Linked DNA regions of Homo sapiens: regions 2, 3, 4 and 5 are each linked to region 1. The links are chromatin contacts, found by Hi-C or POLR2A ChIA-PET in ENCODE. All regions are on one chromosome and are shown on one strand. Each heading gives the region's core, a stretch centred on a gene start or an enhancer-like site at or near the end of the contact. The rest is flanking DNA. Distances are from core to core; before and after follow the strand shown.

Region 1 (2,924 bases), core at 234-2,733:
GTCCTATCGCTGCCCCCACCTGGAAGCTGGACTTAAGGATCCCCCAAAGAACGGGGCAATTAGAAACCTCCCACCCAGCGAAGGGATAAGCTTCTCAACTCAGTCCCACCACTCTTCATCGCAACCCTCTGAGTCTGCAGCAGAAACAAACATCTCCAAGTTACAGAGGAGGGGATGGAATCCCCAAGGGGCCGAGCGGTAGCCCTTTTAACTTATAAGCCTGTTGATTAGCCTATACGAGTTATTTGCACGTCAAGAAAGGAAGTAGCCTGCTCCTTCCTGCAGCGTCCTGCTGGTGTGACAGCACGTCCCCAAGCTCAGTGCTAACCTCCTTATTAAACATCCCCTGCTGTGACTCAGGGAACCCACATGGGTACTCTAAAACAGTCATTCAGGGACCCCACGGGGTCATGTGGGAGGGAGACAGATCCCAGAAAGAGCACAAGTGAGTCATTACCAAAAACTCCAAGGCCCGCACACCGGACGCACATACCCAGCTAGGGGCAGACTCAAAGATCCCAGCCCTTATCTTCTCCCCATATCAGAGCTCGGAAGCCAGAAATCTTCCTAAGGCAGGTGAAAGCAAGCCGAGCCCCACTGCTGAAGGACAAAGCCACAGGAAGCCTGATGACATCTTTCCTCTGAGGCTTCCAAACGATCACCCCAAATTGCTTGCTGATACTGGGAAGAGTGGCCATGAACTCTCCATTGCTCTGCTGGCTGTGGAATGTTTGCTCAGCACAGGAAGCATTTAAGGAGAAAGTCAAAGTAGCCAAAAGGCAAACCAGATGGTGGTGGACATGTGGGTGACAGAGCATCCTGCATTTGTTGCCTCGGGGTGCAGCCCCAAAGATAAAGCCAGCAGTGTGCAAATGACAAATGCTACCCCACCTCCGCCAGGCAGCCAGAGCCAGGGCCGAAGGACGCGGAAAGGAACTGGTGTGGAAACCTGCCCAGGAACCGCACTCTCAACTGAGAAGAGTCCGGGGCGCGTCCCCGCCCGGCCGCCCGGCTGTCACTCAAGCTCTCCTGAACTTCCCCGCCCGACTCGGGGAGGGGTCGGGGAAGAGGCTCTGCGACGCGGGCGAGGGGGCTCGCCCCATGGCCGGCCTTACAAGGCCAAGAGGGCGCGCGCCCCCGGGGCGAAGCCAGCGGCCCGGCGGGGGCGACGGCCACGCAGTGAGCGGAGGACGCGCCGAGGCGGGCGGGGGTCTCTCCCTGCGCCGCCGCGTGCGCCCCCGGGGGCGGGGCGCCCGCCCTCCCCCTGGCTGCCGGGCCTCACGTTGTCGATGACCACAGGCTGGTTGGCGATGATGTCGTAGGACTCCATGGCCGGGCCGCGCCGGCCCTGCCCAGCAGGCGGGCTGCAGGAGGCACCGGATGGGCGGGCGGGCGGGAGGACCGGGACGGCGGCGGCTCCCGACGCGGCGCCGCTGCCCTCCCTCCCCGAGCCTGCAGCCTACGCGAGCCCCGCGGGGCTTTCTGGAGGGCGGGCCCGGCGGCCAATCATCGCTCCCACCTGGCCCGATTGACAGCAGGTGCCCGGGGCTGGCTGCGCGAAGGGGGCGGGGCCTCCGGAGGCTGGCCAGCCAATTGAGGTCGTCCGGAAAAAAGTGGTCGCGGCGTTGCCAAGGTAGGCTGCGCAGTGTCTGGGATGATGTCATGGCTCCGTCTTAAAGGGGACGCGGGCGGCAGAAAGTGGAGCTGGGCTGGTGTGCGCGCGGCCGGAGTCTGTGGAGCTGGAAATTCACCGGTCCAGGAAGACGTCTTTCCCGCGTCCCAGCACCGGTCCAGAAAGACGTCTTTCCCGCGTCCCAGCACCTCGGGCCACGCTCCTTCGTGAGAGCGCCCTCTCCAAGGAGGCCGGCCCTGGATATTTCACCCAAAATATTTATTTTTTCTTTTTTTCTAGGTAAGGTGTCTTGCTCTGTCGCTCAGGCTGGAAATCTTGGGCTCAAGCGATCCTCCCGCGCCAGCCAGTAGGGGGGACTACAGGCGCGCACCATATTTATTTATTTTTACTGAAATAGTCTCCGTAGAGACTGTTAAAAATTGCCGATGTCGACTATATTGCAAGTCGTCACGGTGGGGTATTGCGAAAAGTTTTCAATTAGCAATAATCGCGCTTCGGATAAACCTCATTGGCCACCATACGGCCACCGCGCAACGCTAGCTAATTAAAAAAAATTTTTTTTGTAGAGAAGGGATCTCGCTATGTTCCCCGGGCTAGCCTCGAACTCCTGAGCTTAAGCGATCCTCCCGCTTAGTCTTTCCAAAGCGTTGGGATTACAGGCGTCAGCTATTGCGCACGGCCCCATAATATTTCCTCGTTGAGCACTGAAGAAAAGATCCTTTTCCTTATAAAAATTACAGTTTCGTGGTATTTTGGTCCTGGCATTTATTGAGCACCTGCTCTGTGCCTGCGGAGCACTTCTGCCCACTTTACATAAGTTATATTAAATCCTTGCAACAATATCAGGTAGTTGTATTATTACTCCCATTTTTCAGTCAGGGTCTTCACACTTTGGTAACCTGCCCAAGATTATTGGGTGTGGAATTGGCATGCAGGTAGCCCCCTGCGGCACTGGAGTCAGCTGCTTCAAGAGTGCAGGATAGTTGAGTTCTACATTTGTTTACCAAACGGATCCATAGTTATTTCCCTGTATATATACCTCTCCCAATGGGTTGTGAGCATAAAATTTGTAAAATTGAAGCGGGTGTGCAGAAATCACAAGTGTACATGTACATTTCAATGAATGATTAAAATGTGGACACACTTGCATAACCACCGAGTTCAAGAAACAATATTGTTGCTGGAAAAGGGGTCCCGATCCAGACCCCAAGGGAGGGTTATTGGATCTTGCCCAGAAGAAATTCAAGGCAAGTTGCAGAGTGCAGTGAGAAGCGATTGTTTATTGAAAGCT
Region 2 (2,924 bases), core at 223-2,722, 920 kb before region 1:
CTTGAGCCCAGGAGATTGAAACTGCATGAGCCATGATTGTGCCACTGCACTCCAGCCTAGGCAACGGAACAAGACCTTGTCTCTAAAAATATATAAATATAAATAAAAAGAGTTTGACCCTCAGGCCTCCGGGGCTTAGTCACATTCTTCCTTTTTTTTTTTTCTTTGAGATGGAGTCTCGCTCTGTTGCCCAGGCTGAAGTGCAGTGGCATGACCTCGGCTCACTGTAAGCTCTGCCTCCCGGGTTCACGCCATTCTCCTGCCTCAGCCTCCTGAGTAGCTGGGACTACAGGCGCCCGCCACCACACCTGGCTAATTTTTTTGTATTTTCAGCAGAGATGGGGTTTCACCGTGTTAGCTAGGATGGTCTCAATCTCCTGACCTCGTGATCCGCCCACCTCGGCCTCCCAAAGTGCGGAGATTACAGGCGTGAGCCACCGCCCCAGCCGTCACATTCTTTCTTTAAACAATCCTTAAAGTGTGAAGCTACTCCCTGTACCCTCACCTATAAACTTCTTTAAGAATGAAAACTTTGTGTCTGCAAACCCATAAGCATTAGCAAAGAGACAGCACAGAGGCACTCCAGGCATGTAAGTGAATAAATGATTACCCTTAGTAGTAGAGTATACTCTTGCACTTTGAATTGTTTTCTGTCCCACTACCTACGCCTTAGTGGGGAAAGACTTGTGTTAGTTAAGCCATCTGCACTGGTTTGTCATCGTTTTGTGGCTAACTGCATTAATTTTCTGGCTGATAAGCTGTGCTTAGAGTTCTGTGAACCCTAACCTCTTTCACCAACAGGGCCCCTAGGCTGGAGAAGAGAAGGTGGTTCTACCCAGCAACATAAATTTATCATCTTCTCATTTCGTTCAAGTTCTACCCCAGTTCTTCCTCCTGCTTTATTTCTAGCACATCCACAGGTCCATCTGGAGACTGGCTCATTGCTAGTAGCCCTCAATCACTCCTCACCATTCTCAATTCTCTCCCCTTCCCAAACTCCTCCTGTCTAACTCCAGGCCTAGTACTAGTGGCACCCGACAGCCCTGCCTTTACCTACTGGAAACTTCCAGAGCTTGGCAGGCACACCTAACTCCTGCCTTTCAGACCTGTGGCTCCCAAACGCGGAGGGAGTCTCCGTGGGCCCCACCACCGCCAGCAGTTTCCTCCGGGCCACGAAGCCCTTCGCCGCCCCCGCCTCTACCCCTGAAATCAAGTCCCGAAGCCCGCCCCACTGCACGACCACCTCACCCTGGGCGCCTCACCCTGGTAGGGCTTCGACAGCGAGTGCTCCCGTTTCAAGTACTCGAACGTTTGACCCGCCCCGACTTGCTGTGGCCCCTGCCCAGACCCCAACAAAAGAAGAAGGAGTAACATCCTGGACCCATCCCGAGCCGACAAACATCGCCGCCACTGCTGCCACGACCCAAGGGGTCCCAGAGTCGCCGCCATCTTTCCCACCAACGACCCTTCATCAAAAGCCCGCCCCGTCGCCCAACCCATTGGCCCGAAGAGCCATCTGCCCTGCGTCCTATTGGCTTTCGTCAAGCCCCCGCCCCTGCAGGTGACTATATCACCGATTGGCTGGCTTCTGTATCAGTTGCCTTGCCAACCCAGAAAAGGGGCGTAGCCGAATGCCCAGCCCCCCCCCTTATTTGCATTTGCCCTGAGTTCCACTAGGCTTGCTGGGATACGTAGTTTATTTGTATTTTGTTTTCTGCGTACGAGAGTAAATTTAAAGAGATAAAACGTTTCTTCTGGTCCCAAACATTCTATCCTCTCTGCAATAGTACGCTCCTGACTGCAGCTCTCTGAATCAATTTGGAAGATATAGCAGTGAAAGGAGAAATAGACAAATCCGTAAAATAGCTGGAAAACTATCAATTTATAAAAGACTTGAACAGCACTACCAACTAACTTGACCTGATGATATTTATAGAAACTCCACCTAACAACTGCGGAAGACACATTCTCTTCAAATGCAAATGACTCCTTTGCCGTGATAGTCTGGGCCATCAAGCAACCTACAGATATAAAAGAACTGAAAGCACACAAATTAATTAATTCTAAAAGCCATCACCTCCTTTCCTCCCTTCCTCTTTTTTTTCTTTTTGGTTTGAGACGAGGTCTTGGCCAGGCGCGGTGGCTCACGCCTGTAATCCCAGCACTTTGGGAGGCCGAGGCAGGCGGATCACCTGAGGTTGGGAGTTCGAGACCAGCCTGACCAAGGTGGAGAAACCCCGTCTCTATTAAAAATAAAAAAAAAAATTAGCCAGGCGTGGTGGCACGTGCCTGTAATCCCAGCTACTGGGAGGCTGAGGCAGGAGAATCGCTTGAACCTGGGAGGCAGAGGTTGCAGTGAGCCGAGACCAAGCCATTGCACTCCAGCCTGGGCCACATAGAGCAAAACTCCATCTCAAAAAAAAAAAAAAAAAGAGAGACAAGGTCTTGCTCTGTTGCCCAGGCTGGAGTGCAGTGGCACAATCTCAGCTCCAGCCTCTCCCTCCCTGGCTGAAGTGATCCTGCCACCTTAGCCTCCTGAGTTACTGGGACTACAGGCACATCCCTTCGTCTTTATCCGGCACCACAACATGTGTCCAGACTGGTCTCCACGTAGCCACTAAAGTGATCCAAACTATCTAACCATGGTAAGTGTCAGGGTTAAATGAGTCAATATTGGTAAACCTCTTAGAACAGTGCCTTGCGTGTAGTAAGCACTATTTCTTTCTTTTTTCTTTTCTTTTTTTTTTTGTTTTTGTTTTTGTTTTTGTTTTTGAGACAGGGTCTCTCTCTGTCACCCAGGCTGGAGTGCAGTGGCATGACCACAGCCTCAACCTCCTGGACTCAAGGGATCTTCCCACTTCAGCCTCTCAAGTAGCTGGGACTACAGGTGTGTGCCACCTCACCTTGCTAATTTTTATTTTTTG
Region 3 (2,924 bases), core at 290-2,789, 900 kb before region 1:
GTTTACAGAACCCTCAATCCCAGCTAACAGGGCTTTCTTGAGTCAGGGCCTCTCTGCTACCACACCTCCTCCCACAACATTGTGTGATCCTTTCTGTTTAGGCTCCTTCCGTTTGGTACTGATTGCTGCTTTTATTAGCAAACATTACACCAAAATGAAAATAAATACAAGTGTCAGTGCGGGAAGGGAGTAAAGTGGGTTCTGTGTCTTCAGTACTGGCAAAAGATTTGCTGTGAGACCTGGTGGTCAACCCAGTACCTGATCTTCTCTGTGCACCTGTGCAATTATTGTAAGGATGTTTATCTGTCTGTCTTCTTCCCCCTCACAGGGCGGGCAGCTGTGGTCTTCCTTATACACCCTACTGACACAGGGCTAGGGCCATTCAGGAAGCAGTCATTTCAGGGATAGGCCCACTGCCGCGCCTGCCTGCTCATGTCCACAAGCAGCTGCCCAGCTGATCAATCACCACAATTTGGGGTTAGGAGTTTGGTCCTGGAAGGCAGGTAGCAACAACTACTACCTAGCCAAAGAATATTCTAAAGAGCTGTCCTGTCATGTTCAATGTCTAGGTCCACAATCCCGCAAGCTTAGCGAAGTAATGCTCTGTCATTCTTACCCCCATTTACAGATGGAGAAATGGGCTGGGAGATGACAGTATGGAGGCACCAGGATTTTTGTCTCGGCTCAATTTCTGCATCTCTAAATGGAAATAATTCTACTAACTCTGAGGGTTGTTGGGGGGATTTAATGAATATATGTGTTTACTTGTTTATCTCCTGTTTTCTGTTCTAGACTGTAAACCCCAATGGGCAGCGACTTTGGCTTGTTCACTGCTCTATTGTCAGAGCCTAGAACAAGTGCCTGGTACAAAGTAGGTGTTCAATAAATATCTATGCCTAAATGGAAGAGACAGGAGAGAAGTCTAGGCCAGAGCCTGCCCCTTCTATAACCTTAGTTCCCCAGATTTGCCTTCCACATCAGGCAGCCACTGGTTGATGGAAGCATCGTCGGGCTGGGGCTGGGGCTGGGGTAACCTACTTCTGGCCTTAGGACAAGGTCGGCAAAAATCTCAGCAGTGAGGAGGCCAGAAAAGTCTCCAAGGGGCAGGCTGCAATGCCAGCCTAAGCCCTCAGGTTTCCTTTTTCTTTTTCTACATCAGGAAAAGCACTTTTCTCGCCCTGCCTGCAGAGCGGGCCACCCCTAGCTGCAGGTGAGGGACGGGAGAGGAGCCTCCCACGTGCGGCCGTGCGAGGCCGAGGAACAGGAACGGCGTAGCTAGGAGACCAGGTCCCGGAGAAGGAGAGCTGGCCCCACTGGCAGAGAAAGGCGGGGAAGGGCGCGGAGGCGGAGCACTGGGCGGGTACCCGCTGGCGGCTCTCGCGCGGCGGCGCTGCTCCACCTTAAGCGACTGTACCCCCTTAAGGGCGGGCGCTCAAGCAGCGAGCCCCGGGGGCGGGGCCTCCAATGCAAATGAGGGGCGTGGGCAGGCGGGGCGGGGCGGGCGGGGCGCTGACCTGACGTCAGGCTCGCGGCCCGGGCAGTTGGCTCGGCGGCAGCGGAGCGGCCGGAGCTGCGGTGCGGACCGGGGCCGCGCGGCGTGGCGCGGGGAGCGGCGGCGGCGGCAGAGCCAGAGCAACATGGCGCCGGTGGGCGGGGGCGGGCGCCCGGTCGGCGGACCGGCCCGCGGGCGCCTCCTCCTGGCGGCGCCGGTGCTGCTGGTGCTGCTGTGGGCGCTGGGGGCCCGGGGCCAGGGCAGCCCCCAGCAGGGCACGATCGTGGGCATGAGGCTGGCGAGCTGCAACAAGTCGTGTGGGACGAACCCGGATGGCATCATCTTCGTGTCCGAGGGCAGCACCGTGAACCTGAGGCTGTACGGCTACAGCCTGGGCAACATCTCCAGCAACCTGATCTCCTTCACCGAGGTGGACGATGCCGAGACCCTCCACAAGTCCACCAGCTGCCTCGAGCTCACCAAGGACCTGGTCGTCCAGCAGCTGGTCAACGTGAGCCGCGGGAACACGTCCGGCGTGCTGGTGGTGCTCACCAAGTTCCTCCGGAGGAGCGAGAGCATGAAGCTGTATGCACTGTGCACCCGGGCCCAGCCCGACGGGCCCTGGCTGAAGTGGACGGACAAGGACTCACTGCTCTTCATGGTGGAGGAGCCTGGGAGGTTCCTGCCTCTCTGGCTGCACATTCTCCTAATTACGGTGCTGCTGGTGCTGTCGGGCATATTTTCTGGCCTCAACCTCGGGCTTATGGCCCTGGACCCCATGGAGCTGCGCATCGTGCAGAACTGTGGCACCGAGAAGGAGAGGCGCTATGCCCGCAAGATTGAGCCCATCCGGCGCAAGGGCAACTACCTTCTCTGCTCGTTGCTCCTAGGGAACGTGCTGGTCAACACCTCCCTCACAATCCTTCTAGACAACCTCATCGGGTCCGGCCTCATGGCGGTGGCCTCCTCCACCATTGGCATTGTCATCTTTGGGGAGATCCTACCTCAGGCCCTGTGCTCCCGACATGGGCTGGCTGTGGGTGCCAACACCATCCTTCTCACCAAATTCTTTATGCTACTCACCTTCCCCCTCAGTTTTCCCATTAGCAAGCTCCTGGACTTTTTTCTGGGCCAGGAGATTCGCACTGTTTACAACCGGGAGAAGCTGATGGAGATGTTGAAGGTGACGGAGCCCTATAATGACCTCGTGAAAGAGGAGCTCAATATGATCCAGGGTGCCCTGGAACTACGGACCAAAACTGTAGAGGATATCATGACCCAGCTCCAGGACTGCTTCATGATCCGCAGCGATGCCATCCTGGACTTCAACACCATGTCGGAGATAATGGAAAGCGGCTATACTCGCATCCCGGTGTTCGAAGACGAGCAGTCCAATATTGTAGATATTCTCTACGTCAAAGACTTGGCCTTT
Region 4 (2,924 bases), core at 233-2,732, 810 kb before region 1:
GCAATGTTTACTTCTTAACAGCACAATTGACACTTACGGGCCGGATGATTATTGTAGCGAGCTGTCCTGTGCATTGTACCATGTATACAGCATCTCTCATCTCTACCTACTACACGCCTGTAGCACCCTCCTGATTGTGACAACCCAAAATGTCTCCAGATATTCAAAGTCCCTTAAAGGGCAGAACTGCCCCCAGTTGAGAACTGGGGTGTTTAGGGAGGGTCTCTGAGGAGATGACATTGGAGCTGGGATCTGAAGAAAAGCATCAGCTAGCTTAACGGTTGTAGGAAGTTCATTCTAAGGAGATGGGACAGCAAGTCCAACGGCCTTAACTCAGGAAAAGGTCTTGCATATTTGAGACACCAAAACAAGACCAGTGTGGCTGCGGCGTAGTGATTGGGGGAAGAAAAGCATGAGAAATAAAATGAGGAGGAGAAGTAGAACCGGCAGGGGTGGGTCTACAGAGCTTTGTAGGCCATAACAGGGAATGATGTGATTTCTAATTTTCAAAAAGCCGCTCTGGCTGCTATGTGAGAGTAGAAAACCCTGTAGGAAGGCAAGCGTGGAAGCAGAAAGACCCTCTGAGGCAACCACTTCAGCAGTGCAGAGGACAGCGGTAGGAGGGGCGGAGGGAAGTAGGCAGGTGCCAGAACCACGGTAAAGGAAGAGTTCCATGAGAATGCTTACACAGCAGTGGCAATCGAGGGCTGCATCCGCAAGGGCAGATGACACAGCACAGTGGTTCCCAACGCTCACAAGAAGCACCCTGGTTTCCCGCCTTCCTCTGTTCCTATTGGCACCATAATCTCTGTATAATCTGGGCCAAACGTGTTACCTCTCTGGGTCCCACAGATGAGATACTGTGCCCTGCCTCGAAGGCTGCCCGTGCGAAGCTCTTGCCATCTTTAAAGCATGCAGGCTGCCTGGCACCCGGGGCTAAACAAAGGCCACTGCTCTCCTTCACCGCGCAGCCCCCAGGCCTGCAGCTCCATGCCCCTCAGGTTGGGTGCAATGCCCCTGGTGCAGATTCTGCTCCCCGGGCCCTCTCTCAAACACCTGAGCAGGCTTGTGTCTCCCAGGGGAGGTCGTCCCCCGCTACTCGGGAGGGTTACGGAAACCAGTGCTTCCGCTTCCCCGCCGCCCGCGGGACAGGTGTCTCCTGGCCGAGCTCGTGCGGGGCCCTGGGAGGCTCTCAGTACACGGGAACCGTGGGTCCCGCCCGCCTTCCCGCACCAGGCCCCAAGCCCCAAGCCCCAAGCTCTCGGGGCCCCGTTCATCCGCCTCTCCTTGGCCCCACGCCTCCTCCTTGGGCCGGGGCCTGGTGAGAACCACGAGGGCCGCGCGGCAGCCTCACCCCTCTCGAAGTCCATCTCCTCCAGCGTCTGCTGTACGCCGAGCACCGCGCTGGGATGCGAGCAGCAGGGCCCGTCCGCGCAGGGCCGAGGCGTCGCCATCCCGGCCCCGGCGTCAGTCGATCCGCCCCGGGTCTCAGGCTCAGCCTCGGCGGGAGGGGCGGACGCAGGGCCCGCCCCGCGTCCCTGATCTGGCCGCTCGGCGTCCGCGGCTGTCGCCCTAGTCCCGCCTTCTCGCCAAAGCTGACCAATCAAACGCCTAGGCCTTAGCTCGAGAACCAATTGCAACGGTAGGGCGGGGCTTGTTGCGCCCGGCCGTGCCCCGAGGCCTCCGCGCGAGGGCGTCCAAGGCCAAGCGAGGACTGAGGCGCTGGGTTCCGGGAGCCGCGCGCCGCTGGAGGGCCGCCGGGCCGCCTGGCCTTGCAGGGTGTGGGGATGAGGCAGCTGGGTCCGGTCGGGAGCTTTCCCGTTACCTTCGCCATGACCCAGCCGTCCAGCGACCTCGCAGCCTCCTCTCTTTACCGCCCCTAGTCCCTAGGGCAGGGAGGCGCCACGCGCTCCGCGGTCTTTTTTTTTTTTTTTTTTTTTTTTGAGACGGAGTCTCGCTGTCACCCAGACTTGTGTGCAGTGGCGCGATCTCGGCTCACTGCAACCTCCGCCTCCCGGGTTCAAGCGATTCTCCTGCGTCAGACTCCTGAGTAGCTGGGACTACAGGCGCCCGCCACCACGCCCGGCTAATTTTTTGTATTTTTTAGTAGAGACGGGGTTTCGCCAGGATGGTCTCGATCTCTTGACCTCGTGATCCGCTCACCTTGGCCTCCCAAAGTGCTGGGATTACAGGCGTGAGCCATCGGGCCGGGGCGCGCTCCACGGTTTTTAGCCCCTCTTCCTGGCACCACCCCGGACCAAGGCCGACCGCCCCCGGGGCAGCGGCAAAGTGACGGCTGGAAAGGCCTCGAGACGCCCCTCCCCGTACCCTGCTCTTCCTTACAAGTCCAGCAAGGGGCAGGTGGCCACAACTTGTCCTGCCTGTAGCTCCACCTCAGGGCAGGGGCAGGGCCTTGGTTTGTGCAGAACCCCCTGGCCCCACAGTGGGCGCTGAGTTTACGGAATCGGTCTTCATGATCAAAACCCACCGGGAGGCCGTCTGCGGACCGCGCACCTTCGCAGCGTGCTCCTCAGCGGACCCCAGCCTTCTCAATTCCCAGTTAAAACCCAGGCAGCTGCCTGCTCAAGCCACGATCAAGTGTACAGGGGAGACCGCCTGATCGGCTTAGAAAGAGTGCATGAACGACAGAATGCAGGTTGGGTTCTGTGCCAGTCCCTCTCCAGGACAGTGGTCTGGTGCACACTGGATGTAAGTTCCTTCCCCCGCTAGTTGGGGCACGGAAGACCCTAGCATTCCTGGTGGGTAGAAGGCTGGAAGTCGTTTCTCCTCCCCTAAGCAGGTTGAGAACCCCATCCTCACACAAGCAATGATCTCATCTCCACAACCTTCCACTCCTTTGGCCCCTCATTCCCACTACCCGTCTTGAGTTCTGGGAAGGCACCCCCCCCACCACTCCGCTTCTC
Region 5 (2,924 bases), core at 163-2,662, 550 kb before region 1:
AAAAAGTGTGTGACAGGTTTCTTTTTCCTTATATTTTTCTTTTTTAAATACAAAAGTAATACCAGCCCACTGAAAATTTGAAAAGTATATGGCATTAAAAAGAGAAAAATAACATCTGATAATCCAACAAGATAAACCCTCTAAAATTTTTCTCTTTTTAAATGAATATAGTTAAGCTTGAAATAGAATTTTAAATTTATCTTGATGTTTTACTCAACAACGTAGAAGCATCTTTTATGTCATTATTTTAAGTCACAAGCACTTTTAGTGATGATGATTAAAAGAACCATTTGTTTTTTCCTTACTGTTCCCTGTTTTTAGATTTTTGGCTAGTGTCTAATTTTTCCCTGTTATAAATAATGCTGAGATGAACAGAATATGTAGATTTCTAATAATTTGCAAATGAACAGCATATGAAAAACATGAGCAAAAATTTTGCAGTTATAATTACTCAACACGTTTTAAATAAATTACTTTTATTTTGAGCGTTCATTCTTAAATATGTTATAGGAAGTAAGTAAGAAGCATTCCTTACTCCTTAGAATTTTGTTTATAAATTAGTGATGAATTGGAAAGGGTAGCTTGCCCCTGGAATTCTCTGATAAGCACAGGTGATGAGGAAAATGGAAAAATCCAAGAATTCCTTTGTCTTTCCTTAATAGTCAGCTTTAAGTGCAGTGCAGGCGTGCCCTCTAGCGGCCAAATAAAAAATAAAGAAATACGGGAAACCTTCAGCATTGTAACAATCGCACGTCCCCATCTAGTGGCTAACGTGTGTAAATGCAGCTTTTCTAATCACAATAGCGAATGTTACTTGATTTATATTTGTCTCATGAGGTGAAGAACTGGGAGGAATCTTAGAGATCACGTATTTCAACTTCCTCACGGAGTGGCATGCAGGCAGCAGCCTTGGGAACCCCGATTGCCCCTCCTCACACCTGCCCATCACAGGACTCGGGCGACAGGGTGGTGAAGTCAGGCTGTGGCCCCAGCGGCGCCACGAGGCCGAAAACAGGCGCTCAGCCTCATCCCCGTGGCTGCAGAGTGCCAAGCGTCAGGTCCTGCGCTCTGGGCGCGGGTCAGGAGCAGCTGGCAAGGGCAGCGCAGCCTGTGGGGCCCTTGGGCGCGGCCGGCCGCAGCTCCGGGAAGCCACGTCAGCCCACGGGCGCTGCAGCTGCAGCCGCCACCAGCACATGGAGCAGGGGTCCCCGAGGATTGGGAATCCCCGACCAGGCCTGCGCCTCCAGCCGCGCGGACCCCGGGGCCAGCCTGGCCGCGGCAAGTCAGGCAGTCTGCGGCAGGAGCGCCGGGCATGGGCTTCCGCCGGGGGTGCAGGAGGCGCGCACCCTCCGGCCGGATGGGGGCGCACTCAGGGCCCAGGAGGCCATCCCACGGGAGCCCCGCCAGCCCCCGCCGGAGCCCGAGCTGCAGTGCCGCCTACAAGTGGTGCGCTGGCTGCAGCTGTGGCAACCCCGGATCCCGTCCTCCCGCCTCGCACCCATCAGCGCGGACCCCGGGGGCGACGCAGTGGCGAAGTGGGGCTGTGGGCCCAGCGGTGGCACCAGGCGGAGAAGCACCACTCAACCCCATCCCTGGGCTGCAGAGGGCCCAGCGCGGGGGACTCCGAGCGTCGGGAGCCTGTGGAAGAGAAGAGCGCGCGGGCGACAGTTAAACAGGCCCTGGGGCAGGGCGCGCCTCGCGCTCCAGGGAGCCCCGCCCTCCCGCGGCACCTCCGCAGCAACCGCCGCCTGCACTGGGCGCGCGAGAGCTGCTAGGGCGGTTTCTCTGCCTCGGGCCTGTTGGGCAGGGCCGGCTAAGGTGCGCGTGCTCGCTGGTTCTAACCCTTCTGTTGGGCGTTTCTGCTGAGAGGCGGGAGGCGCTGAGAGTCTGTGCGGAGGTCCGTGGACAGACTGCTTTGCTCGTTGTTGCTCTTCGGAGGCGGCGATCCCCGAAGGCGAGCTGAAATACGGCTGCAGGCTACAATTTGCAGCCGACGATTATGGAAGACGGCAAGCGGGAGAGGTGGCCCACCCTCATGGAGCGCTTGTGCTCGGATGGCTTCGCATTTCCCCAATACCCCATTAAACCGTATCATCTGAAGAGGATCCACAGAGCTGTCTTACATGGTAATCTAGAGAAACTGAAGTACCTTCTGCTCACGTATTATGACGCCAATAAGAGAGACAGGAAGGAAAGGTAATGGGGGCCGGGAGCCGGGGCTGCGGGAGGAGGCCTGTGGATGTGGAGAAGTACCCCTTTCCAGGCTGAGGGCTGCGGGGCGGATGGTCCGGGGCTCGGGGTTTGGACGGGGGCTAGGGGGTGCCCGGCTGGGGTGGGAGTGAGTGGAGCGGGGCCTGGGGAGTGGCGGTATATGGGGTGGCGGGGTGTGGAGTGAGTTGGGGGATGGGAGTGGGGAGTAGGGGGTGCATGGGGTGGGGGCGTGAATGGGCTGAGGTGGACGGAATGAAGGCTTGGGGGGTAGGGGCGTGGACGGTGTGGGGTGGGGAGATGGGGTGAGGGTTCAATGGGATAGAGGACTGGAGGTGGGGGTGAGGGGTGGGGGTGAATGGGGTGGGGGAAAGGGGTGCAGAGGTGAGGGGGGCGAGTCCTGTCACCAAAGGGGCTGGACTTTCTTTCCTGGCAGGCTCAGCCGCACCTGGGATGTGGAAACCTTGGCGGGGGCGAGCACCCAGGTCATTTTCACAAGCAGCAAAACAAAAACAAAACTTCAGCTGGTTTCCAATCACTCACCATGCTGCTTCTTTATAAATCATTTTAAAGTGATTTCACTAATAAAATTCAGCATGTACAGCGTTTTATTTTTAACGTGCACATTTTAAAGCATAATGTTACATACATTATGGAAAGGTGCATAATGAGAGAAATCATTTCCATAATATATCAACTTCCTGGCTAAAAATTCT

What was found. Hi-C counts contacts between places; a loop is a spot of excess contacts on that map. ChIA-PET counts read pairs that join two places held with the same protein, here RNA polymerase II (POLR2A). Pooled maps may share reads with other maps.
Region 2: a loop to region 1 is called in a map of naive thymus-derived CD4-positive, alpha-beta T cell, with 12 times the contacts of the local background. The contact joins the promoter of LMAN2L here to the promoter of ACTR1B in region 1. A Hi-C loop is called at or near these places in 1 of 168 maps with a recorded cell type or tissue (naive thymus-derived CD4-positive, alpha-beta T cell), 1 of 37 single-sample maps with no recorded cell type and 8 of 50 pooled maps.
Region 3: a map of B cell shows a loop between it and region 1 (13-fold over the local background). The contact joins the promoter of CNNM4 here to the promoter of ACTR1B in region 1. A Hi-C loop is called at or near these places in 2 of 168 maps with a recorded cell type or tissue (B cell and CD4-positive, alpha-beta T cell), 1 of 37 single-sample maps with no recorded cell type and 8 of 50 pooled maps. POLR2A ChIA-PET finds 5 or more read pairs at or near these places in 1 of 52 experiments (GM12878).
Region 4: a pooled map shows a loop between it and region 1 (8-fold over the local background). The contact joins the promoter of ANKRD39 here to the promoter of ACTR1B in region 1. A Hi-C loop is called at or near these places in 1 of 37 single-sample maps with no recorded cell type and 11 of 50 pooled maps. POLR2A ChIA-PET finds 5 or more read pairs at or near these places in 4 of 52 experiments (OCI-LY7, activated T-cell and endothelial cell of umbilical vein).
Region 5: a loop to region 1 is called in a map of B cell, with 13 times the contacts of the local background. The contact joins the promoter of ANKRD36 here to the promoter of ACTR1B in region 1. A Hi-C loop is called at or near these places in 1 of 168 maps with a recorded cell type or tissue (B cell), 2 of 37 single-sample maps with no recorded cell type and 6 of 50 pooled maps.

Annotation. Positions count from the first base shown.
Region 1 is chr2:97,662,561-97,665,484 of GRCh38, forward strand. ACTR1B (actin related protein 1B) reads right to left here and starts at 1,484. Exons shown (of 11, transcript NM_005735.4): 1 at 1,283-1,484. The coding sequence starts at 1,330. LOC124900516 (U4 spliceosomal RNA) reads right to left here and starts at 2,171; the gene lies at 2,031-2,171. It also overlaps a transcript of C2orf92 not described here and the pseudogene RNU4-8P. RefSeq lists enhancers at 1-587, 553-622, 1,663-2,002 and silencers at 983-1,042, 1,123-1,582.
Region 2 is chr2:96,738,592-96,741,515 of GRCh38, forward strand. It overlaps LMAN2L (lectin, mannose binding 2 like), which reads right to left and starts at 1,473. Exons shown (of 8, transcript NM_030805.4): 1 at 1,263-1,473. The coding sequence starts at 1,449. RefSeq lists enhancers at 1-788, 789-1,726.
Region 3 is chr2:96,759,363-96,762,286 of GRCh38, forward strand. CNNM4 (cyclin and CBS domain divalent metal cation transport mediator 4) reads left to right here and starts at 1,540. Exons shown (of 7, transcript NM_020184.4): 1 at 1,540-2,924. The coding sequence starts at 1,638. RefSeq lists enhancers at 978-1,027, 1,587-2,176, 2,048-2,297, 2,177-2,765 and silencers at 1,358-1,777, 1,901-2,084.
Region 4 is chr2:96,856,534-96,859,457 of GRCh38, forward strand. It overlaps ANKRD39 (ankyrin repeat domain 39), which reads right to left and starts at 1,483. Exons shown (of 4, transcript NM_016466.6): 1 at 1,355-1,483. The coding sequence starts at 1,454. RefSeq lists silencers at 1,144-1,313, 1,344-2,013.
Region 5 is chr2:97,111,741-97,114,664 of GRCh38, forward strand. ANKRD36 (ankyrin repeat domain 36) reads left to right here and starts at 1,413. Exons shown (of 76, transcript NM_001354587.1): 1 at 1,413-2,196. The coding sequence starts at 2,000. RefSeq lists enhancers at 863-962, 1,923-2,152 and silencers at 1,213-1,592, 1,673-1,802.